2 separate regions of the Homo sapiens genome follow, and region 2 is linked to region 1. A link is a loop called in an ENCODE intact Hi-C map of the cell type or tissue named here. Cell type or tissue: chondrocyte. All regions are shown on one strand.

Region 1 (2,500 bases):
AAATAGAACCATTGGATGACCAAAAAAAGTCCTTAAAAAGCACGAATCCAGTCCTCAACCTAATGATTTCACAACTTATTATCTCCAGTATATTCCTCAAACTATTGAACTTCACCATTAAAATATCTGTCTCACATCTAATATCAATCTCTCCCATTGTAGAATAAGGCAATTAATTTAGAGCCCATTTTTCTGTTCAGCTGAGAATGGAAAATAATTGATCAGCATCCTCCGAATTAATCATTATCCATGATAAATATCTTCAGACTTATGTAACAGAAACTATAAAAAAAAAAGAAAAACTCTGGACTTTTCCTGTGTACAAAAATAAAAAAGGTGAGCCCTCCAGAAACGCAGTTTTGCGTGAGTGCGTACTTGGAGCTGTTTGCCAGGCTGCAGACTTAACTCAGAGCACTATATGAAAGCACTGCATTTCCAGGCACTGCCAAGCCCGTTTGTTCATAAAATAAAGCAACAGTTGGGCAAATGTCAAAAGCCACACTACGAAGAACCTGACAGTAAACAGAAACCGATTAGCATAATCTACGTGGTCTGAGTGGTACTAAAACTTGACCTTTTTTTCTATTTTGATCTTTGCTACACAGCATAAAACAAAACAAAAATATTTAAAGTAAACTGCTAAATACAGCAGCAACTTCTGAAAGTCTAGGTCAGTAAAATTTAGAATGCTGCCTTGCTTGCAGGCAACAAGGGGTAGAGGACAATAAAGAACCTTTGTGTTCCGACTGGCAGTAACACAGCAGCGACTGCAGCAGCTCTATCCTTTAAAAAGGAGGCAGCTCCCTGTGTATTTATCACGACTTACATTAACTGGTCACGACAGTCTCCACCATTAGACTGTAAGCTCCAGGAAGGCAAGGACCATGACTCACCACAGTAGCCTCAGCGCCTAAAATAGGCGCTCAATAAATATTTGCTGCAGAATAAATGAATAGGCGGCGATGCAGAAGGGAAGAAGAGGCTCTGGGGACAACCCCAGAGTCCATGGGGACCTTCCTTGCCCGCTCCTCAAACTCTATACTAAGGTTCCCTCCAGCGTTCCCCAAGTCCTCCTGCGAGCTCCCAAACTCGGCTGAGTTTGCAGGGCGGCGACCAGCGCACCGACTTCCCCTCTGCCTGCCGCGACCCGCGGTGGGGTCCGCACGAAGCAGCCGCGGCACGCGGGGCGGGGCGACGCCAAAGTAACTCCGGAGCAACGCGCGGGGCCGCCGGTCCGACACACGCCCTTCCCTGAGCGGCCGCCGCCGGGCGCACGCGCCCCGCAGCCCGAACGCCGCCCCATCCCTAGAGAAATCAGGCGGCGGCTGTTTGGGCTTTTGTGTCTGTAGAAAAACGCGTAAATGCGTGAAAGACTCCGAGAAAAACCGGTTCACCCTCTTCCGCCACCCACTCAGGCACAGCCAGCAGTCCGTGTTCCCAAACACTGCTGATTCCCAGCAGGCCCGCCTCCGCCTCGGCCCGGTCGACTCCGGGCCCGGCCCTTCCCCCCGCGTCTGTCTCTCCCAGAGGCGGTAAGGGCCTGGCATCCGCAACCCCGCGCGGTTTCACCTTCTGAATCGCAGCGGGAGTGATCTCCCCCTTGCCTCGCTGCCTCGGGGCCGCGAAAGCCACAGACATGTTGCCGCCGTCACCACTATCGGCAAGTCCCGAGCGCTCCGGGTGAACGGCAAACTGGGGGAGAGACGCCGGCCTCTCGGGCTGAACCACCTCGGGAATGCGGGGAGGGGGGATGCTCCGGGGCCAAGCGGACGGGCGGCGGGGCAGGCCTGAAGGAGGCACTCTGGCCAGGGATGTCTCGCTTCTGCGCACTCTGGGGGACCCCTAGCCCTGGCCGAACTTTCTTGACCGTCCCTGCATCCCCCGAGCTCTCCTTATGGGCACCCCCTGGCCCTTTGCGCTAATGGTAGAGTCGCGCCCTAGTCCTCCCTCCGCTTCAGCGATTCAGGAAATGGTCCCGCCGCCGCGGGAGAAGGAGAGGCTGGGGCAGCCCCTGTCACAGGAAATGCGAGCGGCCCAAGCCGGCCCGCCCCCTTCGCGCCGTGGCAACTTGCCTCCCTCTCCGGCCCTCTGAAGCGTCTCCCCGACTGTGTTGCAGAGCGTGCCCTAGACCTAGTTCAGTTTTTCCAACTTCATCCTTACTTACGCCTCCTGGCAAGAGTGGCCGCCCCGAGTTGTCCCGGCAGCCCGGAGAGGGGAGGGAGGTCAAGACTCGGGAGTTCGTGCAAATCCGTGGAGCATCTGCCGAGATAGGGCAGAGGTGGAAGGACAAGGTGAACGCGGATTCGCTGGTTTAAATGGCTCGGCTACGCCCCAAATGCGCACCTCCGAGTCCACAGTCTCGCACGCACGCACAAAGTCGTGCCTAACAATTGGAAAGTAACCCTGACCCGAAACCGGGACACCAAGGTTGTGTCCAGTGCTCAGGGGCAATCGGCCAGCTTGGCTGGAGCGGACAGAGAAGAGCTCGCCTCTTGGGACA
Region 2 (2,500 bases), 560 kb after region 1:
ACCTGGGCAAGTTACTTTATCTCTCCGCACTTCCATCTCCTCATCTAAAACATGGGGATGCCAGTAATATCACCCTCTTAGGTGATGGATGAGGATTACACAAGTAATATCTTGCAAAGCCCTTGAAAAACAGTCTGGCACTTAGAGGCATTGTATTGGTGTTACATATTCAGTACTTACAACAACCCTCTGAGGTGGTTTTCCTCACCCACATTGTATAGATAATGAAACCAAAGCTTTGGGGTCACACAATTAACAGTGGGTCTCTATTTCTAAGCAACCAGAAGAACCAAGTCATTTCACGACCCCACATGAGAGGACTTCACATGGGTCTTCAGCAGCATAGACACTGTTCCATTCCCTGGCAGCACGTGACTGCCTAAGACTGGGTTATTATCTTTACTAGTATTCCTGATCACTTTTGGCATCAAGTGCTCTCAACCCAGAGCATGGTAGACGCTGGAGGTTAACAGCACTTTCTTCTGTTGATTTGATTAAATAAACAGGAAAGCAGGCCTCTTATGGTCCATATCTCTGGGAAACTGGCAGTAAGTGGATTGCACCAGATAACAAGGTCTGCTTTCTTTCTCCTCCCTGCCCCACAGCCCAGGAAGAAACAGACGGCTCGGAGGTGCTGATCCTTCCAGCTGTCCCCGTTGAGCCTCGGTTGTTTCGGTGAAGGAGCAAAGACAGCTTTTTTGTTTTTTTGTGTGTTTTTTTGAGACAGAGTCTTGCTCTGTCGCCCAGGCTGGAGTACAGTGGCGCAATCTCAGCTCACTGCAACCTCCGCCTCCTGGGTTCAAGCGATTCTTCTGCCCCAGCCTCCCGAGTAGCTGGGACTACAGGCACGCGCCACCACGCCCGGCTAATTTTTTTGTATTTTCGTAGAGATGGGGTTTCACCATGTTGGCCAGGATGGTCTCGATATCCTGACCTCGTGATCCACCTGCCTCGGCCTCCCAAAGTGCTGGGAAAAGGCAGCTTTTTAAAGCTGGCTGGGCTTTCCTTTTCCAGGAGAGAGAGGCAATGGTGAGAAACTAACAGCAAGACCAGAGGCGATTCCAAGTTTACTTGCCAATGTGTGTCACTGCCATCTGCTGGATGGAATGGGTATCAGACCGGGTCCCGTGTTTCTTCTCAGTGTTAATACGCAAATTCAGTGACTCCCATTGTGGGGGTTCAGAACCTAGTGGTGCATTTGCATCATTTCATAGCGTAAGTGTCTGCAGATTTTGGAAATCCCATGACAACTGTGCACAGGACGACCTCCACATGAGTAATCAAAAGGCAAAACAGGACCATCTTTGAGGCAACGTCCTACTTAGCATCAATGCTTCCCCAGATCAAATTTGATCTGTTCCCAAATGATTGATCTAATTGGTTAGAAAAAGCCCATAACCAGCAGGTGAGGGTATCTGGCAGAACTTGGGTCCTCTTGTCAATGGCAAAAAGTACTTACAGGGAAGTGAAATCAACATCTGGCTTTATTCTTGCGTCCCCTGAAATTATGTGTTCATGTATCCAACAGTTATTTATTGAGCACTTATCCTGTGTGCCAGGCACTGTATTAAGGAACTGAGAAAGCAAAGGTGAATAAACACAGTCCCTGCTCTTAACAATATATGGATATTTTCTGAGTGCTTATTTTGTGCTAGGCATATACATCCTGTTACATCTCATTTTATTCTCTGAACAACTCTAGGACTATTATTATCTCCTTTACAATGATCTCATATTATTACCTCATTTGTAGTTCAGAAAACTGAAGCTTAGAGAGATTCAGTAATTTAACCAAGAAAATACAGCACAGACAGAGATGGAGTGGGATTTGCATATGGGGTGGTGGGAATGGATGGGTAGGATAGAGAAGGATCAGTACCATGGACCAATGTAGCTTTTTCTCCCCCTCACATAGAAAGTCTGGGTCTTTTGTTTTACACACATTTTCTGTTCCATTGGCTACAAATTTCCAGCAAAGTGAAAGTGCTACAAAAACAAGTCAGTGATGATAGCAGTAGATGCTTTGGAAAGATTTATCAGGAAGAATATCCCTTCCTCTAGCCAGCATTTGAAATCTATCTCGTTAACATTCTCTTCAGTTCATAACTCTTCTTCTTAATAGCAGCGTTGGTGTCGGCAGCAAGGGCTGAATTGTTGTCAGTTCCCATTGGATAGAAAACAAATCCCTATTTTGGTCAGCATGACAGAGTACTTGTGAGCAAACGATTTGCTCAGCAAGAGATAGAGACCAATTCACATGTTCTGATCACAACAATCTCTCACAACAATCTCACACTGTTTTTGTTTTTTTTCTTTCTCTCTTGGCATAACAGCAGGGTGCTGGTGTGGCAGGGAGATACAGAGGTGGGGGCGAAGAGAGAACAGGAGGAATGGAAGCCGGTGGCAGAACAAGCAAGCCCTTTGCCAAGTGCCCTTGAAAAGGGCTTAAATAGTATGTCCTGGACAGAAAGGACTATGGGTGTAGATGAGAAAGCAGAAC

Evidence for each region. Hi-C counts contacts between places; a loop is a spot of excess contacts. Peaks named below come from ENCODE experiments on the same cell type or tissue, not always from the same donor. Only the 100,000 strongest peaks of a DNase experiment are listed, where the experiment ranks them.
Region 2: a loop joins it to region 1, with 2.5 times the contacts of the local background. A loop is called at or near these places in 7 of 110 quality-filtered maps.

The regions. Positions count from the first base shown.
Region 1 is chr18:26,088,932-26,091,431 of GRCh38, forward strand. It overlaps SS18 (SS18 subunit of BAF chromatin remodeling complex), which reads right to left and starts at 1,682. Exons shown (of 11, transcript NM_001007559.3): 1 at 1,570-1,682. The coding sequence starts at 1,638. RefSeq lists an enhancer at 2,017-2,136. In chondrocyte, a CTCF peak has its summit at 1,276; DNase peaks (open chromatin) are centred at 1,200, 1,610 and 1,980.
Region 2 is chr18:26,648,807-26,651,306 of GRCh38, forward strand. It overlaps a transcript of KCTD1 not described here. Among named protein-coding and RNA genes, the nearest start is that of PCAT18, 54 kb to the right of the region's middle. RefSeq lists an enhancer at 2,208-2,500. In chondrocyte, CTCF peaks have their summits at 1,109 (motif pointing left) and 1,312; no DNase peak of the experiment used is centred here.